Regions from separate parts of the Homo sapiens genome. Here region 1 is linked to region 2. Evidence: chromatin loops called from intact Hi-C (ENCODE). Cell type or tissue: GM12878. All regions are shown on one strand. Each heading gives the region's core, and the rest is flanking DNA. Links, peaks and the distances in the headings are about the cores only. Region 1 overlaps MTHFD1L (methylenetetrahydrofolate dehydrogenase (NADP+ dependent) 1 like). Region 2 overlaps MTHFD1L (methylenetetrahydrofolate dehydrogenase (NADP+ dependent) 1 like).

Region 1 (15,368 bases), core at 4,827-12,826, 120 kb before region 2:
AAGCATCTAGATTTGAGAGGGATCTAAGGTGTGTTTGCAGAAGGTCTGGTCAAGCAGGAGGTATCCGGGGCTTGGTGCAGTGGCTCATGCCTGTAATCCCGGCACTTTGGGAGGCTGAGGAGGACAGATCACTTGAGGTCAGGAGTTCGAGACCAGCCCAGCCAACATGGTGAAACTCTGCCTTTACTAAAAATACAAAAATTTGCTGGGCATAGTGGCCCACACCTGTAATCCCAGCTACTCAGGAGGCTGAGGCAGAAGAATTGCTTGAAACCGGGAGGTGGAGGTTGCAGTGAGCCGAGATCGTGCCAATGCACTCCAGCCTGGGTGACAGAGCGAGACTCTGCCTCAAAAAAAAAAAAAAAACCCAAAAACCAACCAACCAACCAACAAACAAAAAAACATAAAAAAAGCAGGGGGTATCTGGAGATTTGGGGTTGGATCATGGAAAGGGGGCCAGGGGATAAGAGGCTTATGGGAGGCTTGTTGAAGCCACTCACATTGAACAATCTAAGACTGTTTAAAGGCAGCTCAACCATAATTAAGAAAGCAGAATATTAAAGAGCATGGGGGAAGAAACAGGTTTATGAGTGAGATGCATAACTGACTGGAAAATGTAAGGACCAGCTTTCCACAGAACACTCCAAACATTCTAATGCACAACAGGAGAAGAGGGAGCGCTGAAGAAAGGGCTACTGACTCAGGCTGGCCCTGGGCGTGTCTGAAGATGGGAGGGAGAGCCGGGGGAGGTCAAAGGCCCTGAGGGGGAAGACAGCTTTTCCAGGGACAAGGACAACCAAAAGAAAGGACAGCCTTTCAACCTAGAGTGTGTTTTTTCCCTTCTAATTACTGTGAAATGTAAAAGGCAACAGAGATGTGCATCAATACCCTTTTAAGTTTTAAGATCCTATTAATTAAACCCTGTATGTACAATGTGAATGTACTTAATGCCACAGACTATACATGTAAAAGCGATTAAAGGGGAAATTGTATGTTATACATATTTTTACCACAATGGAAGATCCCCCACTGTATATCCATAGATATGCATTTTTAAATGTTTATTTCAATGTGGAGGCTCTAGTTGCAAATGCTCCAAGTCCATGTAAAGGATAGTTCTCACACCCCACCAACAACTGGTGTAGGTTCCAGCTGGCATTTTCAAGATGTAGAAAATAATTTCTTAAGAACCAACCAGAAAAACAACAACAATAACAACAAACATCCTGCCTTAAAAAAGACCAGCAGAGGAGGAAACACCCCTGGCCATCTGGGCAGTGAGAGCGTGAAGTTCAGAAGTCAGCAGAGCTGGCTGCGGCTCCAGGCTGTCTTCGTGGTTTGTTTTGCTCTTCCTTCATCCAGCCCCCACTGGGATCAAGAGAATGGCTTCACGCAAGGAACAGGAAAGACCTTTTAATAAAAACAAACACTATCCTGTCTTGCTGTCAAGGCTACACCTTAAAATGTTTGCAAGGCTAGAGGAAGGATACAGAGATGATTTTCAACCTTAACTCCTCATTTAACAAACAATATTCCGACTGAATGTCAAGCTGACTTCTCCGGGTCATACCTCCTTCTTTGCAAAAATGACTGATGTTTTATGATATCACTAAGGGCTCCCAATTCTCACGGAGAAGGAAAAACGTCAGTGTCTTGGTTTAGTTCAGTAGTGCTTTAGGAGACTTGACTTCTAATTCCTGGTTTTAACCCAGAGCAAAATAAACCAATCTTGGAGTTTGACAAAGTTACCTTGAGTTACAGGAGAATTCTTGAAGGTGAATTCAGGAGGCCCACTCTCTTTCCAAGTGAACATGACAGGAGGAAGAACCAGCATTGATTGACTACTTTCCTCCATTTTTTTCTTTTTGAGACAGAGTCTAACTCTGTTGCCCAGGCTGGAGTGCAGTGGTGTGATCTCAGCTCACTGCAACCTCTACCTCCCAGGTTCAAGCGATTCTCCTGCCTCAGCCTCCCGAGTAGCTGGGACTACAGGTGCGTGACACCACACCTGTCTAGTTTTTGTATTTTTAGTAGAGATGGGGTTTCACCATGTTTCCCAGGCTGGTCTCGAACTCCTGGCCTCAGGTGATCCACCTGCCTCAGCCTCCCAAGGTGCTGGGATTACAGGCGAGAGCCACCACTCCTGGCCTTCATTGCCTGCTTTCTATGTTCCAGCATTTTACTCTGGGGCATTTCATTTGGGTCTCACAGCAACTTGGTGAAGTTGGTGTCACTGTCAGACACCATTGTACAAATGAGGATGCTGAGGCTCGAGAGATTAGTCAGCTTCCCCAAATTGTGTCCACAGTAGGAGGCCTACTCAAGGTTTAAACTTAATTTGCATGATCCCAAAGCTTTAGCCTGTTAGCTCTATGTAATATGTTCCTTCTCCTATCAAGCGTCCATTTCTTATGGACAAGTCCATCACCTTCCCATCTATAATGCAGAGTTGAGCCCACATAGCAGATGGGATGTGCGGAGGCATGCCTGGAAGAACGTATGGAGGAGGGATTTCTTAGCTAATAAAGTGCGCATGTAGATTAGCGTTTCTTTCAGCCATCATATTTCCCTGCATCCCTGCAGACATGGAGATATTCTCTTAGTGAACGATAAAGATATAATTGTCAAAAGTCACATTAGAAAGGAAAATTCAAAGAGAAGATGATCTTGAGGGGGACTTTTAACAGCTTCTTAAAAGGGACTGCAATCACCCTCAAGGGTAGAGAGGAAATGATCCTCTGTATTTCAAGTTTAAACACATTCATTTTCACACAATAAAACTTCTTCTGAGCAATTAGTCTACTACACCTTATTCCATATTTTTCAATCTTTATTCTAAATTATTCATTGCTGCCTCCATCCGGTACCATAATTAAAAGTTGCCTACTCTTGAGTTAGAAGTTACTCTGGCAAAAAGAGATGCCAAATTGTTCTCTAGACAGCAGTTGCTGCTGAAGTCAGTTTTCTATAAAGTTCAGCAGAGACTCCCAAGTCAGAAGTGCAGCCTGTTTCTCACTTAACCTGTGAGCTCGCCATTAGGAAGTCCAGCACACTGCTGTCTGGCCGCACAGTGCCTCTGAGAGCCAGGTGCCCCACTCTCTCCAGCTGAATCACTCTCCAGTGGGGTTCCGAGACAATTTCTACTTCACATTCAAATGCAGTCATGCCCTGGGCTCTAGCACTATTTCCCATTACCCTAAATCATCTCCGGTGTTTTCCTTCCACAAGACTGGGGTGGAGAAAGAATAGCACACAAGATGCCATTAGTCTTGTACTGAATACATTCTTGGGGATATAAAGTCTGGGGAGACACCAAGGGGCACACAGAAACCCAGTTTGCTTTGAGAAGCAAAGGTGGGAGAGTGTCATATGCAAAGCATTTATAACTTCTTTCTCCTATAGAGCAATGCCATATCTTTCTCACTGCCCAGCACCCAAGGGTTGGTTGTGAGGGTGTGGGGTTGTAGGGGAGGTAAAAAGGGCTTCCAGAAAACCATTACTTAAGTTACTAAAGTTTTACCAGCACCAATCAATGCAAGAAATCCGGGGCAAAGAAGGCTTGAGCTCTATTACTGACTGCACCAATGAATTCAGATTTTTACATGGTGACAAGACAAGACTGTAAATGGTCTTAGATGATCTAAATCTTGCTGGTGTGAGGAACACAGCTAACAGGCAGACAGTACAAAGAGAGCCAGCAGCAGCAGCAGCTCTTTTCATGAACTGTCATGCTGCAGTAGGCTGGGAGGCTGATTATCTAACAAACAATTATGCAGCTCAAATCGAATTTCTGTTACAAGAAAAGCGAGAAGTGTGTTGGCAAAGGAGGCAGGGATCCTGGCCTTGAGGTCGCCTATCAATAGAGGACTTTAGACCACATTATTATTAAACATTTTCCTCCTTTCAGAAGAGAGCTGACATTTTAGCAGCATTATCTGCATGAAGAATGGGAATTCAGAAAAAAAAATTGAAATATCAGTGGAAAGGAAAAGGGTTCATGTTAGGGTTAGTGCATGTCTGAGACAGCATAACTCAGAAGCATTTCTTCTGATTACTGACCTCTTTTTCACCTGGGATGTTTTCCTTGAAAAGAGCCGCACTTTGTGAAATCATTCATGAAAATAACTGCCTTTGCTATGCAGAGTGGGGTGGTTCATGATCAGACGGCAAGATGGCATGATCAGATGGCATGATCAGAGGCACACTCACAGCAGGATCTGGGGGTGACTCTCCCTACAGTGGTTTATGTAGAAAGGCTCTGGCATGTGCCAAGGGTTGTAGGTACCCTGGCAAGCCTTACCCAGGACCAAAGAACAGGAACCCAGGGTCTCCTTGGCCACCTGCCATCTGAGTTGGCTTCAATGCCTCTGACTTGCCCACAGCAGGGCTACATCTATTTTGCGCTGAACACCTCTAGGTCTGAGAACTCAAAGCTTCCAACTGGAACATTTTTCTTTTCACTCATCCAAAATCTTCTCCCTCAATTGATCTCTACCGCCTCTGTAGTCCAGAATATTCTAGTTCCTCATTCACAAAATGGCCTCATAAAAATGAAAAACCTTTTATGAGCTAGCCTCCAATTAATTCCCTGTGTCCTTCCTTCCGTAAACACTGACTGCGTGCCAGCGATGATGTCCCCTGTGTGGCATGGAATCTGTGCCTATGCCCATCACTGTCACCCTTTCTCTTCAGGGGGGTCACTCAGTCACTGTCCCCTTTAACTATGTCTCCCCCCAGACCTCCAATACACACACACTTTTGAGCACAGTACTTAGCTCTGAAGAACAGAGCAGGGTGATGACCTCAACCATCTGGATATTCTTTCTCCCAGCTCTGCCTCTTCCTAGCTATGGGACACTGAGCAGTTGACTTAGTCTCTTCGTGCTTTAGTTTTCTTGTCTGTAAAATGGGAAGATATCACCAGTTTCCACCTAAGAGGGATGTTAGGACCAAAGAGGTGAACATGTGCAAAGCGCCCATATACCCAGCTCACAAACAACTCCTTAAAAGCGAGAGCTGTGGTAATATTAAATATTAATACATCAGCCCCGTTCTCTCACCACTGTGACTCCAGGCTTATCAACAACGCTGCTAAGCTCTTGCTTCACGGATTTCTTCTTCACTTATGCTATTGATTTATGCCACTGAACAGGAAAGAAGAGTGTCTGTGACATCTGAGTGACTCAACAATAGAATATGTGAGGGATGAAGGAACAGGAGAAGCAGCAATCAGCTTGAAGCCTGGGCACTCCACAATCATGCACTACCCCTGAAGACAAATCCATCAGCCAGAATCGGAACCACAAAATTCAGAATGGAGATGTCAGACGGGTGCAAAGACAGACGATCTGAGGAGGAGAGTGAGCCCTGGGAAGCTCAGGTCTTCTGACTGAACCATCGACATGTGCTTAAAAATATCCTAGAGGACCCAGCAATCCCACTTCTGGGAATACATTTCCAAAAGAATTGAAAACATGGCATGAACCCGGGAGGCGGAGCTTGCAGTGAGCCGAGATTGCGCCACTGCACTCCAGCCTGGGCGACAGAGCAAGACTCCGTCTCAAAAAAAAAAAAAAAAAAAAAAGAAAACACGGTCTTGAAGGGATACTTGTACATATGCCATATGCCATAAACACGCATGCTCATACAGCATTACTTACAATAGCTGTGAGGGGGAGCTCAAGTGTCCATCCACAGATGGACAAAGAAACAAAATGTGGGATATCCAAAGAATGGGAGCGTATTCAGCCCGAAAAATAAAGGAAATTCTGGCCGGGCGCGGTGGCTCACACCTGTAATCCCAGCACTTTGGGAAGCCGAGGTGGGTGGATCACAAGGTCAGGAGTTTGAGACCAGCCTGACGAACATGGTGAAACCCTGTCTCTGCTAAAAATACAAAAATTAGCTGGGCGTGGTGGTGCACGCCTGTAATCCCAGCTACTCGGGAGCCTGAGGCAGGAGAATTGCTTGAACCCGAGAGCAGAAGGTTGCGGTGAGCTGAGATGGTGCCTCTGCACTCCAGCCCGGGCAACAAAAGCGAAACTCCATCTCAAAAAAAAAAAAGAAGGGAAATTCTGACACTCTACAACATGCACGCACATTATGCTAAGTGAAATAAGCCAGCCACAGTATGATGCTACTTACATGAGGTCCCTGGAGTTGTTACATTCATGGAAATGAAGGAGAATGGTAGCTGGCAGGGACTGTAGGGAGGGGCATGGGGAGTTGTTCAGTGGGTACAGTTTCAGTTTTGCAAGATGAAAAGCGTTCTGGAGATTGGCTGCATGACAATGTGAATGTACTTAACACTACTGACGTGCACTTAAAAATGGTTAAGATGGGCCAGGTGTGGTGGCTCACGCCTGCAACCCTAGCACTCTGGGAGGCCGAGGCGGGTGGACTGCCGGAGCTCAGGAGTTCGAGACCAGCCCGGGCAACACGGTGAAACCCCGACTCTACTAAAATAAAAAAGAAATTAGCCAGGCACGCTTGCTTGCGCCTGTAGTCCCAGCTACTTGGGAGGCTGAGGCAGAAGAATTGCTTGAACCCGGGAGGTGGAGGTTGCAGTGAGCCGAGATCACGCCATTGCACTCCAGCCTGGGCAACAGAGCAAGGCTCTGTCTCAAAAAAAAAAAAAAAAAAAAAAGGCTAAGATAGTAAATTTTGTTATATATATATTTACCACAATGAAAATAAATAAATATATTATGTATGTATATATACACACACATACACTAGACATAGTTCAATAAAACCACAAGAGAAAAGAACCATAACAGAAATGAACAAGCAGAGGCCAGGTGTGGTGGCTCATGCCTATAATCCCAGCACTTTGGGAGGCCGAGGTGGGTGAACCATGAGATCAGGAGTTTGAGACCAGCCTGCCCAAGATGGTGAAACCCCGTCTCTACTAAAAATACAAAAACTTAGCCAGACGTGTTGGCAGGTGCCTGTAATCCCAGCTAGTCAGGAGGCTGAGGCAGAGAAGTGCTTGAACCTGGGAGGCAGAGGTTGCAGTAAGCCGAGATTGCACCACTGTACTCCAGCCTGAGCAACAGAGACTGTCTCAAAAAAAAAAAAGAGAAATGAACAAGGAAAATACCTCCCATGGTTTCCCAATCCTCACGAAATTGCTCTTGTTCCTGTGCAACTCCTGAAAGCGTCAGCTGTCAAATCCTGTTCGCTAAAGTACCTCCTCACTTAGGACTGCGATTTGGGAGTCTTCAAAAGCACAGGCTTTGGGACAAGGAGCTAGGGTCTGTACTTGGAAATGTGACTTTGTCATATGGCTTAAACTCTTCTACCTTTTTGTTTGTTTGTTTGAGACAGGGTCTCACTCTGTCGCCCAGGCTGGAGTGCAGTGGTGTGATCTCGATCTTGGCTCACTGCAGCCTCCACCTCCTGGGTTCAAGCAATTCTCCCACCTCAGCCTCCCGAGTAGCTGGGACTATAGGTGCACGCCACCATGCCCACCTAATTTTTGTATTTTTAGTAGAGATGGGGTTTCTCTATGTTGGCCAGGCTGGTCTCGAACTCCTGACCTCAAGTGATCTGCCCGCCCTAGCCTCCCAAAGTGTTGGGATTACAGGCGTGAGCCACTGCACCGGGCCTAAACTCTTCTATCTTTAGTTTTCTTATCTGTAGGGTTGTGGTGACAACAGAATGGGACAACCCATGCTAAGGTGTAAGAAATGTGAGCCATTGTTTTTACTAGATCTTACCTGAACATCATACAGGAACTGGAATCGGCTTCTTTTACTCGCAGCCTCTCTCACAGCCCGAGCCAAGTCCACCGATCCTTTTCCACCAACGGACCAGTGATAGCAGGGGACTGCATCAAAGGCACCAGCCCGCTTTGCAAGCTCACACACCAAGTCAATCTCAGCGCGGGTGTCGGTCCTAGTGAAGAAAATGTTTGTGGTTTTGCATCTGTATCCATTTAGCTATGTTTTCAAAGAAAGACTCACCATTTATACAGAACTTCGCTCCCTAACACTGAATACATTTTAAACATCAAAAGTGGTCACATCGTGTTTAAATAAATCAGACTTAAAGCATGGAAAAAAAAAGTCCTCTCTAAAGTGACTCAAATATTTCAAGTCGTTAAGGGTGTTATCAAGAAAATTCCATAACATATCCCTTTGATCATTCACAGTTTGTTTCAGACAAAAATGCTGGGTAGAATTAAAAAAAAAAAAAAAAAAAAAAGCCAAGGAGATAGTAACTCACTATATATAAATTTCACTTCCTTAATAACATTGTGAGAACACATTTGCTAAAATGAAACCAAACCAAATAAACAAACAGAAAGAACTGGGTATTTCTGTATACTTTTAGATGAAGCACAGAAAGACCAAATACCCCAAGACACAAATATCGTTCACAGGGTGGCCTAGTGATAATGCCCACATTTAAAGGAGGAGGCTGGACTTACTTGAAGACATTCAGAGCCACCACAACGGGAACCCCAAAGAGCTGAGTGATCTGAATTTGCTTCTGGAGGTTACAGCAGCCGTCTGCCACCAGCTGGATGTTCTGTAAAAAAGAAAAAAGCAAAACCCAGACCCCTGTGTATTGTCTCCCACCAAACCTGCCAAGCTAAACTGCCAGCACCTCTCTGGCAGGATTTGCTACATCTTTTTTCACTTTTTCCTCCAAGAAAGATGGCTGCAAGAATAAAGAGGTTCGTCTTCAAAATAATTTCTAAAATGATTCTGGATCCAATGGCATATGGGTGGGTCTGAAGCCTGGCAGCTCACCCTGCTGAGGACAGGCTGCAGGGTCTATGCAATGCGCCCATGCTCTGCAGGTTGAGGCCTGACAGGCACAAGGCCCCAGGTGGGTGAGGAGCTCTGACCAGGTATTCCTGGCTCAGATCCCTGGCGCCACCTGTAGGAGCTAAGAGGTACTGCTGCCAGCAAATCAAAGTCTATTTACAGAAAAGAGTAAGCCACTCCTGTAAATCATAAAGCCAACTGTATATAGACCTTCCATGACAAAAGAATACAGAAGTGTAAGCTTCATATTTGTTTCTGACCTGGAGACCTTGAGTTCCTGCTCTGATGGCTACCCTGGGAGTACACAATAGTAGACAAAGCCTATATCCATCTTTTCTTGATATTTAAGAGTTAACTGAATGAATTTTATCCTTTCATCCCATCCATTTCCTCTCGGATTCTTAGAACGGCACTTTTCTTTTCTTTTTTTTGAGACAGAGTCTCACTCTGTCGTCCAGGCTGGAGTACAGTGGTGCGATCGCAGCTCACTGCAACCTCTGCCTCCCAGGTTCAAGCGATTCTCATGCTGGGACTACAGGCGTGAGCCACCATGCCCAGCTAATTTTTGTATTTTTAGTAGAGATGAGGTTTTGCCATGTTGGCCATGGGTTTTGCCTGGCTGGTCTTGAACTCCTGGCCTCATGTGATCCGGTCGCCTTGGCCTCCCAAAGTGCTGAAATTACAGGTGTGAGTCACTGCGCCCGGACAGAACAGCACTTTTCTAAGAGGCCACTGAAGGAGGGCTCATTCACTGAAAGCCAACGAGTCACTGGATTTAAGAGATTCTTCACATAAGCATCTAAACAGCTCCTCTTACCTCCTCTGTATATTCTTTCTTAAGAGGAACACCAGCCGTTACCTGAAATAAGGAGAGAAAACATGAAGAATAATCCTATAAAAATGCTTACACAACCGATCTGAAAGAAAGAACAACATAATCACATTCAATTTTTAGAAATGTACCTCTATGTTTTGTGCTTTTAAAACAGTAGCTGGCAGCACTGGCTAAACCTAAACTCCTGCGGGAAGCTTTTAGAAAACACTGATCCCTGGGCTCCACCCAGACCAATGAAAGCAGAAGTTCTGGGAGGGGAACCTGGGATCAGTAATGTTTAAAATCTCCCTGGATGATTCTAATTTGAGCCAATGGAACAGTATGAAACTTCTCAAACATTGGTTCAAATTAGAACATAAAACTAATAATATGTTTAATACTTGATTTATACAGAGTACATCACCATTCGAAATCATTTTACGGTAATTGCCATAAAGTTCTGTTGTCCAGGCTGGAGGGCAGTGGCACAATCACAGCTCACTGCGGTCTCAAACTCCTGGGCTCAAGTGATCCTCCTGCCTCAGCCTCCCCAGTAGCTAGGAATACAGGTGTGTACCACCACACCCAGATAATTTTTTATTATTTTGTAGAGACGAGGTCTTGCTATCTTCCCCAGGCTGGTCTCGAACTCTTGGGCTCAAGCAGTCCTCCCACCTCGGCCTCTCAAAGTGCTGGCATTACAGGGTGAAACACTGTGCCTGGCCTTGTGGTTAATCTTATGTGTCAACTTTGCTGGGGCCATAGGGTGTCCAGTATTTGTTCAAACATTATTTTGCGTGTTTCTGTGAGGGTGTCTATGATGAAATTGATATGGAAATCAGCAGCCTCTGAGTAGGCAAGTTGTCCTACATAATGTGGGTGGGTCTCAACTGACCAGTCAAAGGCCTTTTTGAGTACAACAAAAAGACTGGCCTCCCCTGAGAGCAGGAGAATTCTCCAGCAGACTGCTGCCTTCAGACTGCATTAGCACCACTGCCTCTCCTGGGTCTTCAGCTTGCCAGCCCACAGTGCAGATTTTGGACTTGCCAGCTTCTGTAATCATGTGACCCAATTCCTTACAATAAATATCTTTCTCTATATATACACACATCCTTATTGGTTCTATGTGTGAAGAATGCTGATTCATACAATGGTTAGTTTAAAGATCTAATTGTGAAAGAATCTGTGGATCCCAAAGCATAGCACAATATTAGTTATTGGATTGCACTGGGAATGGCCGAGCACTCTGGGGGACAGGATGTGAGTTTAAAATGACTGAGGGCAAATTTAAAATGGGCAAATTCAAGGGCCACAAGATTTTCCACTGTACAAATTATGGAAAAAAAACAAGCTGAATAAACATAAGAGGCAGCCATGGTTATTTGTGTAATGATCAAAAGGAAGTCGATCCCAGCGCAGTATTTGTAGCAAAAAAGAAAAAAGAAAACAGAAGTAGAAATGAATAATCATGGTTCAAAAATACAGAGCTATTCAATATGAAGGAAGGACACCGAGATGAGCACTATGGAATAGAGGATTAAGAGGATGAAAGTTCATTTATCTTGCCATTATTGAAAACACTCCCTGCATATAGACCATGCCAGACACTTGGACCATACCAATTAATAAGACACAGTCCCTAAACTCAAGGAATTGAGAATTACATAGGGAGACACAGAACAAGGCATTCATGAAACAATGTGAGGCAGAAGGTACTACTGGAGCCCAGGAGAGGGATGCCTAGCTTCACAGGGCTTCCTGGTCCCTGCTGGTTTTTTTTTTTTTTTTTTTTTTTTTTTTTTTTGTTGTTGTTGTTGTTGTTGAGATGGACTTTTGTTCTTGTCACCCAGGCTGGAGTGCAATGGTGCAATCTCAGATCACTGCAACCTCTGCCTCCCAAGTTCAAGCGATTCTCTTGCCTCAGCCTCCTGAGTAGTGGGAATTACAGGCGCCCGCCACCACTGGTCTTGAACTCCTCAGGTGATCCACCTGCCTCAGCCTCCAAAGTGCTGGGATTACAGGCATGAGCCACCACGCCTGGCTGGTCCCCACCTTTTCTTATCCTCCACCCATATCTGTGCCTACTAACCCTGTTCCATGTTACCATGATCACTGGCTGAGAACCATGACATTAAGCAGCAGTGGAAGAGACACAAAGGATTAATGTGGCACGAAAGTGCAACCACTGAATAACAGAGCACATATGTTAAGATGAATGAAATAGGATTGTAAACCATGTAGAGAATTTTTACAGGACAGAGACCAGAGTCTGGAAAACTATGGGACTGATGTCAAGAGACCAGGACTGTAGATCTGATCAGTCCCTGAAATAGATGTGTGACACCACTCAAGTCACTGCGTCTCCCTGTGCCTCAGAGATTTTCTCTTTATAAAGACTGAATGAGATCAGACAATCTCTAAGCCCTTTCTATAATTTTCAGGGTGGCAGGGCAGGGAGGGAGAATTCCAAATGCATCCTACATGGGCGGAAGTAGTTTTTAAAAATAGAAGTTGTTATACAGATTCAATGTCTAAAATCCAGGAAGGACTGTAGCAACAAGGGGTGTTTTGAGTGAAGTCAGAATTCTTTATGATTTACTACTTTTAATCTGTATTATATCATTCTTGCATTTGAAATGATGATGAAGCTTTAGGCAAAAATGAAGTGCTTAAGTGTCGGGTATTAGGAGTGGATTTGGATTTAGAAAACTTCTGCCCTTCATTAACATCCAGCTCTGCATGGTGGACATAGTAGGAGATTTAGATCTGAAGTTCTCGGCTCTCTGCTGGCCTGCTGACATTGTCCATATTCCCTAAGCCTATCAAAACTCAGCTTCCTTATCTGTAAAATGGTATAAAAATCATGTCCACCTCTCCCAGGAGAAAGAATTGCTTTACAGCGTTTCATGATGGCAAACCTGCTACTTGTTTTGACTATGCAATAATCATTGAATATATGACTTTTGTCACATACACAGTACAGTATACCAATTAAGAAATCAGATTTGGCAGTTCGTCTCATATGTGAATATTATGATAGAGAAATTTTATTTTATTTCAAAATGATTAATCAGTATAAAATGTCTTATTCTCCACTTGGAAATTCCTAAAAATGAAACAAAAAAACAACAAACAAGCAAACAACAACAAAAAAACCCCCAAAAATCTATGCACAGGTTTTCTGTGGAAAGGAATATATTTCCTTTATAATGTCTGTAATTTCTATATATATTAGGATAGGTAAATATAAAAAGTCTTTAAAGAAGTTAAAATCGAATTTGTGTTTTCCAAGCAAAGCTCTTAGAAACAATCCAGTATTATAACAGAGTTGTGAGGAGAAATCATAATAAACAGAAAGAGAAGGAAAATAGTTTTAGATGAAATCTGATGAGTTGCAGCATCAGTGAACCGAAAAACTATCTGTACAAACAATGAAAAATCTCTGTCATCAAAGAACTCACTCTAATCCTCTTGTTCTTCGTTCAGGGACAAGAGCCTCTAACCTCCCATTACCATATGGTTATACAATCTTGGCCTGAGTATCAGATGTGAAGCTTGAGACTAAAAAGTGGTTGCATTATGCTCCTTTCCAAAATATTGTTTAGAAAGAACTGTGGGTGTTACTGTTTACTCGAACTTACTAAACTCAAAGTGCCCTATGGTGGTGTTGGGAAAAAACAAAAAACAACACAAAACAAAAAACGTTTTAGATGTCCACGAGGGAGGTCTACAGGAAAAAAAAAGTTTTAAGAAAAATACTCTAGAAAACTATAGTCATTAAATGGGCAGGAATTTTTCAAATGCTCAATTCTGTTTTAACATAATGAAATTTCTTTGGTATTAGGAAGGCGGTGTGGGCACTTACACTTGGCCCGCCTCCATGCATCTTCAGAGCTCGCACCGTTGCCACTAACACAACCACGTTGGGCACCAAGCCGGAAGCTCGGCACTTGATGTTGAAGAATTTCTCCATTCCGATGTCAGCACCAAAGCCAGCTTCGGTCACTGTGGGGAAGCAAGTGGAATATGTGCTATTATCTTCTAAAAACAAAGGTAGGTTTTGGCAATCACCACTATGATTCGAGCTCAAAGGACAGCTTACATTCCTTTTGTTTACCAACACAAAGGTGAACTGATTTCCCCATTGTCATAGAAATGTTCTTCACTTTCTGCCCTAAAGAGACTGCGCCCTCCTCTGCTTCCCACCGCCAGGCCTGAGGGATTCCTTGTGGTGGCCAGGCCAAGACTTTTCTTCCCATATCATAACTCACAGTGAAGCTTTTTTTTTTGGAGATGGTGTCTTGCCCTGTCGCACAGGCTGGAGTACAGCGGCATGATCTCGGCTCACTGCAACCTCTGCCTCCCGGGCACAAGCGATTCTCCTGACTCAGCCTCCTGAGTAGCTACAGGTGTTTGCCACCACACCTGGCTAATTTTTTATTTTTGTATTTTTAGTAGAGATGGGGTTTCACCATGTTGGCCAGACTGGTCTCAAACTCCTGACCTTGTGATCCACCCGCCTCAGCCTCACAAAGTGCTGGGATTACAGGCGTTGAGCCAAGGTGACCAGCCAGTGAAGCTTTTCTTCATACAGATGGGGATTTTCAACTTTGTAATCAGGTTCCAAATTGTTTCAAAAGGCAATGATAGTATGATTACAATGGAAGATCCTTTCTTACTCTTTTTTTTTTTTTTTTTTTTGAGATGGAGTTTCGCTCTTGTCCCCCAGGCTGGAGTGCAATGGCACAATCTCAGCTCACTGCAACCTCCGCCTCCCGGGTTCAAGCGATTCTCCTGCCTCAGCTTCCCAAGTAGCTGGGATTACAGGAACCCACCACCACACCCGGCTAATTTTTTTTTTTTATTGTTAGTAGAGACGGGTTTTTGCCATGTTGGCCAGGCTGGTCTCAAAGTCCTGATCTCAGGTGATCTGCCCACCTTGGCCTCCCAAAGTGCTGGGATTACAGGCATGAGCCACCACACCCGACCCTTTCTTACCCTTTATATTAAGAATAATTTATTTTAGTGCCACCCAGTAATTTCTGTTAACTGACAAATTTCAAGTTAGTTGAAGGGCATAAGGATACTGATGGTCAATCTGGATACAAGACAGCAGCTTTATTAGAGAAACACCAGAAAACACTCGTTTCTAGTCCCCACCCCCTCAGTTGCTAGAAAGGTCACAGCTGCCTTTCAAGATAGCGAGGCACTGGGTCAGTAGTATCTTCTTCATACACAAAGAGCTCTAGGACCTTGCTGCTCAATGCGTGATTCGTGATCAACAGCATCAGCAGTATCTGAGAGCCTCTAAGACATGTGGAATCTTGGGCTCCCCACAAAGTTTACAGAATCAGAATCACATTGTTACAAGATCCCCAGGTGAGATGATTGTCCATTACAATCTGGGAAGCAAACCACTCTAGGAAGGGAATACTACTGAGTTAATACAAAGTAAATGTTTATGAAATACATACTTATATGCTGACGGTATGACCAGGACACCGATCGGAACTGGCGGGAGAAAAATTAACTAAGATATCAGAAACATTTAACATGATCAGTTTCCTTGCTGTGCTACAAACTTTCAAAATTTACAATTATAAGTGGCAGCTTATAATTTTGTTAAGTTGCTGTAGCAAGATTTACAAAATTGTTCCCCCTGTTACTGAACATTTGGGTTGTTTCCAATATAAACAATACTGCACTGAAAATATTTGTGCCTATGTGCTTTAATCTCTTTCAAATTACGTTCTTGGAATAAATTCCCAAGGGTAAGG
Region 2 (15,368 bases), core at 3,234-11,233:
TAAATCAAAATGACTACAAGCCAAATGGACATCTGGGAATTAGGATTACAGCATTTTTCTACCAAACTTTTCCCCTGAAAAATAATAAATGACCTTCCTTTTTCTAAATGTTCCTAAGTTCACCTCTGACTTCACCATTCAACTTAATTTACTGCTCAACATATGAGAAGAAAATATCAAAGATATTTAGTTGTGTCCAAAATGCTAGAAAAGACAATTCCTCTGGAAGTAAGCTTCACACTTAAAAAAGTCATGACAGATGATAAAAGGAAAAATGCAGCACCATTCTGGGAATGGATATACTTTAATGACTCATCAAAAATAATTCCCTTTCACAGGAGAATCACTTCAACCTGGGAGGCAGAGCTTGCAGTGAGCCTAGATCACGCGCCTGCACTCCAGCCTGGTGACAGAACGAGACTCCGTCTGAAAAAGAAAATAATAATAATAATAATAATCTTCCCTATACTTTAGGAAAAACATAAAATTCAAACGTGGGGCTAAGAAAGAGAATGTGTATGTAGATGGGGGGTGGTAACAGGAAGCTTCCTTCACATGACAAAGACTTAGAACCAAAATACCTCATTTTGGTTCCTTTAGTACAAAATTAAGGAAATGCTCAAGTTGCAGTTCTCAGGGCAACACCAGGCAAGTCAGGCTCCTAGACGAACAGCAGCCCCGAGGATTTATGCTCATGCTGCAGCCACAAACTTTCATCCATACAGCGTCTTCATATTCATGCAAACTGCCGTTGCAGGGGAAAATTCTGCTTTGCATTTCCTGACATTTATGGTTTTCAGTTCTGAGCCTCACATTGCACACAGACAGATTTCTGCATTCCGTTTCCTTTGAGAAACTCTCCAGGCTTCCGCTGCCTCCTTTGAAAAGTGAGGAATTGAGGTGCAGTGGGGAGAGCACCATGAGTGGAGTCCTGCGACCTGCGTTCAAGTCCAGACACTGCTCCTTGCCAGTGACAATCAGGGTCAAGGCTCTCTGGTGAGTATAACATCCAGTTTGCAGGGTTGCTGGGTGAGTGCGAGGCATATATGAAAAGCCATGAAAAGGAAATCTCCACACACTTATAAGGTGCTTCATTGTTATAGGTTATGTTTAAGACGTTCCCATTAAAAGATTCTAATACTGGCCAGGCGCGGTGGCTCATGCCTGTAATCCCTGCACTTTGGGAGGCCGAGGTGGGTGGATCACCTGAGGTCAGGAGTTCGAGACCAGCCTGACCAACATGGAGAAACTCTGTCCCTACTAAAAATACAAAATTAGCTGGGCGTGGTGGCGCATGCTTGTAATCCCAGCTACTCAGGAGGCTGAGGCAGGAGAATCATTTGAACCTGGGAGGCGGAGACTGCGGTGAGCTGAGATTGCACCATTGCACTCCAGCCTGGGCGAGAAGAGCAAAACTCTGTCTCAAAAAAATTTTTTTTTTAAATTCTAATTCCACGACCTTAAAAAGCATTCACATTGGAGAGGGGGTGGAAAAGGAAGCCAGACTCTGCTGATAGTGCAGAAAAGCAAATGGGAGATGACCTGCTGCCAGTGGGCTGAAGGTGATGCTTCCTGCCTGTTCTTTGTGGGACACAGGCCTGCAGCCCTTCTTCCAGAATTGGGGTAGGCTCTCTTTTGTGCAGTATACACTTCACTGGCCCCTGATGACCACAAAGATTTATTTGTGGTTGGCCACAGGTGACTACAAAGTAACACAAGCGTCATGGAGGCTGAAACTTACCCCACAGCTAAGAAGTGCATTAAAGCTCCAGATGAAGTTTCCCACAGAAAAATCGGAAAGCAAGTCAATATGATTCTACTGCAGTGGAACTGGCTTCGCAATCCCATGACCCTAACACCATTTATACTATTATATCTATGAGAAAATACATTCCATGTTCAGACCAACCTTCAAACATTTAGAACATAATCCAATGAGACTGAAATTAGAATATTTTGCCTAATAAGGTACAGGAAGGGCATCATAAAAGGGAGGTAATGTTGGGAAAACTGGAGATAGATGGTGTTTTAATTATGTTTTTACTCACATATTTGATATAACGACAATACATCATTTCTTCTCAATCTTAATTTCTCAGCTTAAATTCTGAGCCACCTAAGACCAATCAGTCTGTTAATTACATGCCCCCACCCCAACCGGCTTTTTTTTAGATGGAGTCTCACTCTATTGCCCAGGCTGGAGTGCAGTGGCGCGATCTCGGCTCACTGCAAGCTCCACCTCCCGGGTTCATGCTATTCTTCTGCCTCAGCCTCCCGAGTAGCAGAGACTTCAGGTGCCTGCCACCACACCCTGCTAATTTTGTTTTTGTATTTTTTTTTTTAGTAGAGACAGGGTTTCACCGTGTTAGCCAGGATGGTCTCGATTCCTGACCTCATGATCCACCTGCCTCGGCCTCCCAAAGTGCTGGGGTTACAGGTGTGAGCCACCGCGCCCGCCACACAGCCCCTTCTTGGTCTCATGCCCATTAGTTTGAATATATCGTCTCACAAATCCTTCCCTCAACACTGCTAAGTATAATGAATGGCATAAAGTCTAATAAAGTTTTTTTGGCTCTCTAAAAAGTTCTATTCACTTTCTTCCTTGGTATTAACAAACAGAGCAATGATCAGACAGAAGCAAGAGGGGAAAGTGGTGAGCTGACCCCCTAAATCTGTCAAACAAAGCTCAGGGGCCAACACTATTCAGTGCACTTAATTCCACACTACTGATGACCTGGGCTACTGATGACCTCAGCCACTCGCTAAGTACAAGGCTGTGATGCCCAGGAGGGTCCAGTGCTTTTTTCTCCATCTCACCCACAGCAGGCAGGGGAGGGGATGAACTCACATAACTGAGGCTGTCTTGTGTGTCCATCCCTGCCCTCTCCGAAGGTGCTCACCATCCCCTCTGAAAGGGGAGCCTGGAGAGCTGATGATGAGCCCCAGGCCTCAGGGAGGGGACAGCATTCACTCTACTTCAGCTCATTAACAAGTATGGCTCTGGGATTACAAACATCAAAACAAAATAAGAGTGAATTCAACACAAGTCGAATGTCTAGGGTCTTGGTCTCTCTTATCTGAGGTGGCAGGTGCTTTTCGGTTTTCAAGATTAGAGATTAGACTTTATGTGATGATCTGGAATAAGAGCTGACATGGGACAGTGTTAAAAACACAGGCTGTTTTGCCACCTCTACCATTTTTTAATCACATGATCTTTGCAAAGTCTCCTCTCTAAGCCTCAGTCAGTTTCCTCATCTGTAATGTGGGGAGGATGACAGTCCTGCCTAACAGAATAAGTGTGAAGACCACTGAGATAACAGGAGTACAAGACAGTGCCTGGTTCAGAGTAGCCATTCTGTCAATTAACATTGTCTGTCATTACTGTCACCATAGCACATTACTGCTTTAAGTGCATTCCATCCTGTTAAAAGGAGAATTGTCATGTAACTCACTAATGTAGTGCAGTTTAAAAGCTAGAGTTCCTTCCTTCTCCCGTTTGGGACAGACATTATTCTTTTTTTAAGAAGTCATCCTTTCACATGTATAATACAAGTACATTTAGAATTTTCCAATTCACTTTTAAAAGTCTTTCATGAGCCATGCCATGCACTAAATTTAAACTGAAAAGGACTTTGTAATAGTTCAGCTTTGTTCAAAAAAAAAAAAAAAAAACCACAAAAAACCCTAGACACTTTGATCCTTCAAAGGTGAAAGACCTATATTTTTTCCTTCTGTGAATACCAGTTTTGAGGGTCTCTGTGCTCAGGAGGAGAGGGAGAAATGAGATCCTCTGAGAAAAACAAAATAAAACGGTTCTCTGATTTCTAGGTTATTTCTTCGGCATGCAGCTGAGGTTTACCTCATCTCCCAGCTGGAGACCATTTCAGCATTGTCCAGCTGTGCCCTAACCACAGGTTCAGAGGAGACTCCCGAGGGAGCAGGGCCCTGCCGTACCTGCCCACCTCTCCCTTCCGTGCAGAGGGCACCACTCCACCTTGTAAACACCAAATGCAAAACCACACCCACTTCAGACTGGTTTTGGCATCAGAGTGAAATCATCGGGGTCAGGAAGAGGTTACCTCCAAATCTAGGCTCATTCCTGAGAGTGAAACCAACAGTGTCATTCCCCTGCAGGGCCCAGGACGCTGGGTGTGGGGGCCTGCGTTTGGGTGGAGGAAAGGCGGGGGGTTCCCTAGCCCTGCCCAAAAACACTAGCTCCAGTGCCTTGGCTTCCTGACATGTGACACTCCACAGCATATGGCTAATTTGGACAAATGCCCAGGCGTTCTTCCCCTCCCCACCTCTAGGGTCTCCGTGGAAATGCTCAACGCATCTCCAAGCCTGGAAAAGATGCTCAGAAACAGAACAGGAAATTTATTCTCAATTTTCAACCGTACACCTCAACGGGCGTAAGTTACAAAGCTACCAAACACAGAAGTCTATTCTGGTTTCTGTGGAACCCTAAGAAGGTCAATTCTTCATGCTCAGGCTCCGTGGAGATTTTATACCTAATCAGCGTCCACAGAATATCCTTCCGTTTAGACAGACGGACAGAGAAAGGATCGATTTCTATTTGTAACTAACTGGATATAACCATTCTTTAAACCTACAGAGCCTGAAAGTAGTAACTGGCCCATCAGGGATCTCCAGCCGACATGTTTGGAAGTAGAGTGACTTCCAAGTAACAAGAGGCATGGGAAGGAAGAGGTCCACAGCTTTGGAGGAAGGGAGTCTGTGACATCACTTAAAGTTGATAATAATCTACTGAGGACTGGAAGATGAGCCTGACTGGCCAAAGCTGGGCACCTGCTCTGGTTAGTCCCTCCTTTCTCTGGAACGTTGTCTCATGGTAGTCTTGCTTCTGGTTTCACTCCCTTGGCCAATATTCGGCTGGGAGACCTCACAGACAGAGAGCTGGAGACACTCTCTCCTTCCCCCACCCACACAATGGAAGCATTAATACCAGGCTTCCAGTGAAGGACCCTAAGTCACGCTATTTTACTAGTATATCTACTTACGATCTGAGTGATTTGCCTAATTGACCCATATATTTCTCTTCCTCCAGCCTGCACTCCAGGTTGCAGTGCGGTGGTGCAATCTCAGCTCACTGCAACCTCGACCTCCCCAGATTCAGGTGATCATCCCACCTCAGCCTCCAAAGTACCTGGGACTACAGCCACCACGCCTGGCTAATTTTTGTACTTTTTTAGAGATGGAGTTTCGCCATGTTGCCAGGCTGGTCTCAAACTCCTGGGCTCAAGCAATCTGCCCTCCTCAGCCTCCCAAAGTGCTGGGATTACAGGCGTGAACCACTGCACCCGGCCCACATTAGCATTTAATTCCATTCCCACAACTGCCCCATAAAGTAGGGAGTATTATGATTGCCTTTCTACGCGAGGGAACAGGCTCAGAGCAGCAACAGCTAAGGCTTGAGCCCAGAGCTGTGTGTCCCCAAAGCCTATGCTCTACTGTTTAATGAGAACACAAATGTTGTGCCGGACTGGAAACCTTCAAAGGCAGTTTCTAGTGGTTGCAGCAGGCTGCCTGATAACCGGAAGGTCAGCCCACACCGGTAAGACTACCTGTAGTTTAAGAGATGGTAGATAGAACTCTAGTGTTACACAGTCACACCGATGCCCAAACCTTTCACCCTCAGCTTTGGAAATCTCTAGCCAGATGTCCCACAGCAGGTATGTGTTGAGGGGATGGGGGGGTCTTGTTCCATGTCAGGTACAAATAAGCACAACAGAAATGCCCGTCAAAGATAACGTCCTTCTACTTAGTAGCCATAATCCTAAGCTTATTCTCTTTTTTCCTTAACTCTTTTACCATTGCCAATAAGGAGAAGTTAAATAGATTATAATCTTAAAATGCACTTTTATTCTTGGTTGATTAAGCTGGGCAACAAAAATCCCCATGTGGGCCAGGCACAGTGACTCAGGCCTCTAATTCCAGCACTTTGAGAGGGCCATGTGGGTGGATCACTTGAGGTCAGGAGTTCGAGACCAGCCTGGCCAACATGGCGAAACTCCATCTCTACTAAAAATATAAAAATTAGCCAGGCATGGTGGTGCTCGCCTGTAATCCCAGCTACTCAGGTGGCTGAGGCATGAGAATCTCTTGAACCCATGAGGCAGAGGCTTTAGTGAGCCGAGATCGCGCCACTGCACTCCAGCCTGGGTAACAGAGTGAGCCTCTGTCTCAAGGGGAAAAAAATCCCTATCTGTTGTTAAAATTTTTACTTCCAGTGTTTTTCACAGTGAAGCTTTTCCAAGGGTGTGCCAGGTGTCCTGTCCTGATTGGGTGCCCCAGGACACTAACCCATGCCTAGGTGGCTTTTTGCACCACTGTGGCCTCCAGACAGCCATTGAGTGGTACAATCCACATATTACCATGTCTCCATATTACCACGACTCCAAGGAAGGCTAGAATTCCTACTCAGGAAATGAATGGCAAGGGTTTTCTGCCCCATACATTCTTCTTGTAAAAATACAACAACAGAATAGTGACAATTCAAACGTCAGGCAGACACAGGGAGGCATATGGGTTACGGGGAAGTATGTGGCTAGTGAAAGACTAGCTGCTAACATGAAAGACACAGGCTGTCATTTGTGGTGGGACAGGAGCCTGACGTAGGTAGGTAGGCCAGGTAGAGGGGGACAAGTATGGGGCGGGGCTATGAACATTTCTTCCCATATTTTTGGCTACAAAGATGAAGCAATAATAAGAATGAAAGTTGATAGCCTCTAACATTCGCAATGGTGCCACTATAAATACCAAGGACTTAGGGAAAAAAACGTGTGTGCAACATCAACTATGAAAGAGAACCTTCTGGTCCATATGAAAACAAGAATGTTACCCAATGACCAGATTCTCCAGAAAGTGAAGCCACTTAATCGTTCTCAAAGTTCAGATGAGATTCATCCCAAAGTACAGAGACAAGGTGATTTATTCCCGTAATAAAAAAGTACTTTGAAAAATGTCTTTGTTTTTCAAAAATATAGATACAACTAGCAAAAGTATCTGTGACAGCTGCGAAAACATTCAATTGCCAAGGAAGGTATTTTCTCTCTTCACCACAGCTGTTCAGTGCAGGGCACGGTTTATTTTCCTCTTCCACTGAGCTTCCAAATCAAAATTTCTGGGCTCTCAAGTGCAAACTATTGCCCTTGAATTTTCTTGGATAGGCTGCCACCATGTGGTGACTGCTAAAAACGCACACAGGTTCACGTTTCATTGCAAGGCTGCCTTCCTGAGCTGTCTTAACCCAAGCATTACATAAATTGGATCCACCTGCCATGCAAAGATTCCAAATCTGCTGAGACACCTGGCTTCCCTGGCACGATTACAATTTACTCCTCATTTCCATTCTCACCCTGCAACATGAGGAACATGTATTTTTAGATCACATTCTGTAGTTACTGATTGTACTTAATGCATTCATTTAAAACTTCACTTTGCTTTAGATCTGTGAGCTGTACCATCATTTTTTAAAATGAAAAACAATCATTTCAGACATAGAAATGGAAAACAATAACCTAACATACCTAGACAACACCTATTGCCCAGTTTAAGAAAAAAGGCATGAAGGTGTCTAGGTTTCCTTTCCATCTATATCCACATCCTTGCCTCAATAAATGCTTTTCGGATTTGGTTCGTAGTTTGCATTATTTCTTTATATTTTTACTTCATTTGCATGGAATCCTAATATATATATAAGGATTATATAATTAATACATAATAATATAATATATATTATATATAATCCTAATATATATATTAAACAGTGATCTAAATGTCCTGACCTAAATATATATATTAAGATTCTATATATATATAAGGATTATATGTAATACATATTATATGTATGTATGTATTAGATTACATATATATATATATGTTGTGTTGCTTTCAGACACATATAAATGGTGTTGTATGAAATACATCCTTCTGCAACTTGGGTTTTTGTTCACTGAACAGTGTTTTAAAAAATTCTTCCAGCCCGGGCGCGGTAGCTCATGCCTGTAATCTCAGCATTTTGGGAGGTCGAGGTGGGCGGATCACCTGAGGTCAGGAGTTCCAGACCAGCCTGGCCAACATGGTGAAACCCTGTCTCTACTAAAAATACAAAAATTAGCTGGGCATGGTGGCGCACACCTGTAGTCCCAGCTACTCAGGAGGCTGAGGCAGAAGAATCACTTGAACCCAGGAGACAGAGGTTGCAGTGAGCCGAGTTCGCGCCACTGCACTGCAGCCTGGGGGATAGAGGGAGACTTCGTCTCAAAAAAACAAACAAACAAAAAACAAAACAAGAAAACATGTTGCTATCTACAGCTCTAGTTTATTAATTTTCACTGCTTGTATATCATTGTTTTATGAACTATGACTATGCATACTCTACATGCAACTATACTGATTTATCCTTTCACCCTGATGGGCATTTAGATCACTGTTTAAATACTTGTTGCAGTGCACTTGGTTTTTCAAGTCGCCTGCTTGGCTCTCTTCCAAGTTATACTTTCCTTCTTTCCTTTCCTTACTGTTCTAGAGCTTTTTGCTAGACTTTCCGTCCTGCTCTGAAACTTGCCTCAGTCTCTCCTTCTGCCTTATGGCCCTCAGTCCAATTCTTTCTTCCGAGGAGGCAAGAGCTGAAGTTGCTGCAGAACTGTACGGATACACCAGCACGAACTCGGGATAACTCGAATAGCTGCCACCGGTAACATATTTGGTGCGCGTGACTCAGATACATTCCCTAGTGGTCATCAAGCTCCAGAAGATGCTCAGGGAGGGATACTGTCCTCTCAATATTCAATAGTCACCGTTCCACAGGGGACCGCTGGCCTGCCCATCAGTGAAGGCGAAATCCTGCCCCTGTCTCCCTTGAACCTGGCTAGATACCGCTTTCACCAACTCATGGAGCCAACTCAGCCCTGACAGCAGAAAGGGGCCAAGACCCACAGAACCACCACTGCCCCTCTGTCTTAAACAAACAAACAAAACTTTTTGCACTATAAACATGCTGCTCTGACCATTTGTAAACACACCTTTGTATATATATGGGCAAGTTTTGTCTATTATATATATATATACACACACACATATATATACACTTTTTATTATTATTTTTTTGAGACGGAGTTTCGTTCTTGTTGCCCAGGCTGGAGTACAATGGTGTGATCTCGGCTCACCGCAACCTCTGCCTCCCGGGTTCAAGCAATTCTCCTGCCTCAGCCTCCTGAATAGCTGGGATTACAGGCATGTGCCACCACATCCAGCTAATTTTATATTTTTAGTAGAGATGGGGTTTCTCCATGTTGGTCGGGCTGGTCTTGAAACCCCAACCTCAGGTGGTCTGCCTGCCTCAGCCTCCCAAAGTGCTGGAATTACAGGGGTGAGCTATCATGCCTGGCCATATCATATATATTTAGAGTGAAATTCCTGGGTCAAAGAGTAGCTCAAACTCCATTAAACTGCTTTCCGAAATGCCTATTTCAAATTTAAACTCCCGCCAGCAATATATGAATTCCCATAGCTCCAGACATTTGTCAATATGGCTAACTGGCACTTTTTACCTACTGCCAATATGACTGGTGAGCAAAAACAGCAGGAAACCAGACAGCTTTTCACGTGTCTTTTAAACCTCGGGTTCCTCACCTGTTAGTGGTCTGTCATGTGTCCATTTTTCTAACAGATTGTCTTTGTCTCACTGATTTGTAGGAATCTTTTATAAGACACTAATTATTGGCTAAATGTTTGTTGTAAATATCTTCTACACTATAGCTGTCTTTTCACTTTTTTAAGAACTTCTTTTCAGAAAGAAAAACTTTGGGGTTTTTAAAAATTTGGATGCAGTCAGATTTATATACCTTTTCTTTAGCAATCTGTGCTTTTGGGGTCTCTTAAGCTATCCTTCCAACGCCAACCTCTTAAATGCATACGCCTATATTTTTTTCTATAAGTTTTACAGTTTTGCTTTCCACATTTAGGTATTTTAATATAGAAGTGATTTTTATATGTAGTGGCAGGTTAGTAATCCTATGCTAGACTCATATACATAACTAGTTAAGTCAGCACCATTTTTAATAGTTAATGTTTTAGCTTTTTTTTTTGAGACGGAGTCTCACTCTGTCGCGCAGGCTGGAGTGCAGTGGCACGATCGCGGCTCACTGCAACCCCTGCCTCCCGGGTTCAAGCGATTCTCCTGCCTCAGCTTCCCGAGTAGCTGGGATTACAGGCTTGCGCCGACACGCCCGGCTAATTTTTTTGTATTTTTAGTAGAGACGGTGTTTCACCATATTGGCCAGGCTGGTCTGAAACTCCTGAGCTCAAGTGATTTGCCCGCCTCAGCCTCCCAGAGTGCTGGGATTACAGGCATGAGCCACCACGCCCGGCCTTTAATAGTTAATCTTTTCCCCACTGATCTGTGGTACCTGCTCTCAAGCTTCCATATATGCATAAATTTCCACTTTCTTCTGTTCCGATCGTCTGTTTGTCTACCATATTATCCTAATTACTGTAAGTGCATAATAATTCACACTGTGTGGCTGGGAATGTCTCCCACCTAGTTTTTCCACAAAATTGTCTTGACTCTCTTTGTCCTTTATGCTTCCATTTGGATTTCAGAATCAGACTGTCAAATTCTACAAAATTTGCAGACAATTAGTATCTTTAAGATATTGCATCTTCTCCATGAAGATGATACCTCTGCTTTTATATGGGTCTTCTTAATAATTTTCATCAAAATTATAATTACTTTCAAAAGGTCATAATGCATATTAGATTTACCAAATGACTGTTCTGTACTTACTATGGTGAGAATTTAGTTTTTAATCACAATGTGGTGAATTACAGTGACAGACTTTCTCATGTTCAATCACCTGGAAATCCTAAAATAAACCCTACTTCCTGCTGTATTTGGTGTTCTCAGATTTCGCTCACGATTATTTCATTTATATTCATAGCTGAAACTGGCCTGTTAATTTTCCTTTAGCATGTTACCCTTCTTTGGTTTTGGCACTCATAAAGTCTGTTAGGCCACGTTCCTTCTTTTTCCATTTGCTGGAGAAAAGGATTGTATTAGAATGATCTGTTCTTTGTTTGATAGAGCTCATTTGTAAAACCACCTGTTGCCTTTTCTTGTTTGTTTGTCTGGTGAGTAGACTCATTCAATGTCTTTAATGGATATGGGTCTATTCAATTTTCTTCCTCTAATTTCTTGAATTAAGCACTTAGCTTATACATTTCTAGACTTTCTTCTGTTCTAACAGAAGCCTTCAAGATGTATGTTTCTAACATGAAATTTACCTTGCTTTGAAGCTGGCGTGTTTTCCACTGGATGCTCATTGTCATGGACCCTTTTCTCTGGAACAGGCATTGTAGAGCAGCTTCCAAAGACCCATGGGCCCCCACTACCAAAATCTTCTTTCCATCTAGGTTGACACCTACTAACCAAATGAAAATTCAATATTATACTCAAAACTTCAGATCCTTCCTTTAAGAACTTTATCTTAAGAAAAAAAGACCCTTTTAGGCTGGGTGTGGTGGCTCATGCCTATAATTCCAGCACTTTGGGAGGCTGAGGCAGGCGGATCACTTCAGGTCACGAGTTCAAGATCAGCCTGGCCAACATGGTAAAACCCCGCCTCCACTAAAAATATAGAAAATTAGCCAGGCGTCATGGCACATGCCTATAATCCCAGCTACTTAGAAGGCTGAGGCAGGAAAATCACTTGAACCTGGGAGGCAGAGGTTGCAGTGAGCCAAGATCACGCCACTGCACTCCAGCCTGGGCAACAGAGCAAGAATGTCTCAACAACAACAAAAAACCCTTTTAAAACTTGAACTTTCTCAGCACCAACCTACAATGACTAGGAACTAGGAGTGGGGTGTTGTAATCAACAAAAATTCTCTATTCAAACCCTTTTGGTTCCAATTCCTGTTGCTGAATTTCTTTCCACAATATGTAACTATAACTCACCAGCCTAATTTACTCTTTTCTTTGAGTACTTTCTAATGAAGTGGCTCAGAATCTTCATCTTGATAATCCACGTAATGAAAAAGCACTGTATATATGGATTATTTCATAGATTTGAGCTTAATATTACTGTCCAAAAAGCATATATATCCTGAATGTTAACCTTTTAATAAAACTTTGCCATATATTTTTGAAATTTTTCTTTGATTGTTGGATGTTCAGGGGTAGGGAGGGGCATTTGCTTCATTTCTATTCAAACTGGAGTAGAGAAAAAGATTTAGTTCGTTGAATTTTTTCTTTTCTTTTTTTTTTTTTTTCAGATAGGATCTTGCTTGTTGCCCAGGATGGAATGCTGCGGTGTGATCACAGCTCACTGAAGCCTTGACCTCCCAGGCTCCAGCCATTCTCCTACCTCAGCCTCCCAAGTAGCCGGGACTACAGGCACAAGTCACCACACCTGGCTAATTAAAAAAAAAATTTTTTTTGGTAGAGATGGAGTCTCCCTATGTTCCCCAAGCTGGTCTCAAACTCCTGGGCTCAAGCAATCCTCCCATCTTGGCTCCACAAAGTGCTGGGATTACAGGTGTGAGCTACTGTGCCGGCCCAATTAGTTGAATCTTTATGTTCTCAGAAAGCCCTTAAATATATAAATACTTGGTAGTAATTTACTCATTAAACTTAATAATGAAGAAAGAGAAAATATTCATTTCTATTTCACTGACATAAAAACGCCAAGTCAAGGGGACAACAATGGAAATTAAGTCCTGACTACTGAAAAGCAAGCTGCTCACCAATAAATCCCAACCTAGGCTCCTGTGCCCTAAACTACATCTACCGGCTTCTTCTTCTTCTCTTTTTTTTTTTTTTTTTTTTTTTGAGGCAGGGTCTTGCTATATTGCCCAGGCTAGAGTGCAGTGGTGCAATCACAGCTCACTGTAACCTCAAACTCCTGGGCTCAAGCGATCTTCCCGCCTGAGCCTCCAGCATAGCTGGGACTACACGTGCACACCACCATACCCAGCTAATTTTTAAATTTTTTTTGTAGAGACAAGGTCTCAGTATGTTTGCCCAGGCTGGTCTCGAACTCCTGGCCTGAAGTGATCCTCTGGCCTTGGCCTCGCCTAGCACTGAGATTATAGGCATGAGCCGCTGTGCCTGGCCTCATTTAAGTCTTCAACGTAAGTCTTATCTAAGGCTACATATTGATAGATTTAGTAAGCTGAAACTGGAAGCATATTTTACTGTGGTTATTTTGACTGTTTCATGAGAGAAATTGAGCATGTTTAAAACAGGGCTAATCGTTTATCTCTACTAATTTCTCTTTTAATTTATAAGATGGTCTTACTAGAAAAAGTTTCTAGGTATTCATCTGTATCTCCCAAAAGATGAGAAAAATAAAAAAAGTCAACGTGAAATATCACTTCTATGTTCAATTAGAATCTTCTAGAAACATCCTAAAAGGATATCAGAATAATAATTTAAAAAAATTTTTAATTCTTCCCCAAACAAATCCTTATTAAAAATAATGTAAATACCAATAAATAGAAATCAGCGGCATTTCTCAAGGAGCATCCTACCTGATTTTTCAAGAAGTTCAATTACAGCTTTGGCAACAGGTGAAACAAAACATTCATGGGCATCCCCTCGCACCAGCTTCCCCAGGTTTATGTCTGTTACTCTGAATCAGAAAATAAAGAAGTAGGTTAAGTCAAAGCCCAGCCAAAAAAATCACTCACGTGTAATGTACATATATTAACCCCAAATAACATCCAAGTCAATGTTTGATAGACAGAATACATAAAAATGAATTAAAGAGGACCAGGCATGGTGGCTCACGCCTGTAATCCCAGCATTTTGGGAGGCTGAGGCGGGTGGATCACATGAGGTCAGGAGCTCGAGACTAGCCTGGCCAACATGGCGAAACCTCAACTCCACTAAAAATACAAAAGGTAGCTGGGCGTGATGGCACGTGCCTGTAATCCCAGCTACTAGGGGGCTGAGGCAGGAGGATCGCTTGAACCTGGGAGGCAGAGGTTGCAGTGAGTTGAGATCATGCCACTGCACTCCAGCCTGGGCAACAGAGCGAGACTCCATCTCAAAAAAAAAAAAAAACCCATAAAAAATGAATTAAAGAGAAAGCAGGCAATAAAGGCCATTCAATAAAGGTCTTAGAAAATTCTAAGGCAGTACCTTAGGAAACTTCACCCTGGCCCTGACATTGGGTGTTCCGGTTCTGCCAATATACCAGGACACAGCCTAAAGCCATACAGGGCTTCACTTCGCAACTCCAGGGAGCTCCTTTCAATGGACCCCAATGGACTAGCATCCCTAGAGTTACACAGAAGCATGGTCCTGCAGTCCACTCAAAACCCAGAACCAATCCTATAAATCTGGAGTGACCCAGTAAGACCTGGGATTGAGGCACAGGTCACAGGTCTGATTTCAACTTGACCTCGATATTTATCTCCTTGAGAAGTCGGGGTGGGGGGCAGTGGAAAAAATGAGTGACCACACACTTCTGAAGGGTTCTGTGCCTTTCCCTGTTCAAATCTAGGACAAAACATTCCACAGCTATCTAGCCTAAACTGAGCACGTCAATCTCAGTAACAGAATGGAGACATTTAGAACCATTTTCGTAATTTCTCCTTTTACTCTCTGTTGTTTTTGTTTGGTTGGTTTTTCCTGGCTGGGCCTCAGCATGAATTCCCCTCCTTTTATGAAAGACTTGAAACTATGCCCTAGGACCTTCAAGTTCTGAAAGTTTTCTCATGGATTAGTGCTTCTTCTCCTTTTACAGTTAGTCTACGACAGGACTGGAGATTGTCGTTTTTTAAAAAAATGTTTAATTATTTACTTAAAAATAGAGACAAGGGGCCAGGCGCGGTGGCTCACTCCTGTAATCCCAGCACTTTGGGAGGCCGAGGCAGGCGGGTCACGAGGTCAGGAGATCGAGACCATCCTGGCTAACACGGTGAAACCTCGTCTCTACTAAAAGTACAAAAATTAGCCAGGTGTGGTGGTGGGCACCTGTAGTCCCAGCTACTCGGGAGGCTGAGGCAGGAGAATGGTGTGAACCCAGGAGGCAGAGCTTGCAGTGAGCCGAGATCGTGTCACTGCACTCCAGCCTGGGCAACAGAGTGAGACTCTGTCTCAAAAAAAAAAAAAAAAAATAGAGATGAGGTCTCACTATGTTGTCCAGGCTGGTCTTGACCTCCTGAGATCAAGAGATCCTCCTGCCTTGGCCTCCCAAAGTGCTAGGATTACAGGTGTGAGCCACTGTGCCCAGCCAGGACTGGAGGTGTTCATGACACCTTTTCAGCCTGTGTTTGGGTCTACTCAAGTCACAATAAAAGGCTAGAATGGAAGATTGCTGGGTGTCTCAGGAAGGTGGTAG

What was found. Hi-C counts contacts between places; a loop is a spot of excess contacts. Peaks named below come from ENCODE experiments on the same cell type or tissue, not always from the same donor. Only the 100,000 strongest peaks of a DNase experiment are listed, where the experiment ranks them.
Region 1: a loop joins it to region 2, with 4 times the contacts of the local background. A loop is called at or near these places in 73 of 110 quality-filtered maps.

Annotation. Positions count from the first base shown.
Region 1 is chr6:151,008,047-151,023,414 of GRCh38, reverse strand. It overlaps MTHFD1L (methylenetetrahydrofolate dehydrogenase (NADP+ dependent) 1 like), which reads right to left. Exons shown (of 28, transcript NM_015440.5): 21 at 13,457-13,596; 22 at 9,595-9,636; 23 at 8,435-8,535; 24 at 7,722-7,899. Among named protein-coding and RNA genes, the nearest start is that of MIR12131, 87 kb to the left of the region's middle. RefSeq lists enhancers at 12,984-13,720, 13,721-14,459. In GM12878, for the core only: a CTCF peak has its summit at 8,894 (motif pointing left); no DNase peak of the experiment used is centred there.
Region 2 is chr6:150,883,918-150,899,285 of GRCh38, reverse strand. It overlaps MTHFD1L (methylenetetrahydrofolate dehydrogenase (NADP+ dependent) 1 like), which reads right to left. Exons shown (of 28, transcript NM_015440.5): 6 at 13,552-13,652; 7 at 11,305-11,441. Among named protein-coding and RNA genes, the nearest start is that of MTHFD1L, 26 kb to the right of the region's middle. In GM12878, for the core only: a CTCF peak has its summit at 7,192 (motif pointing left); DNase peaks (open chromatin) are centred at 4,025, 7,165 and 10,973; H3K4me3 peaks cover 473 bases; H3K27ac peaks cover 1,650 bases.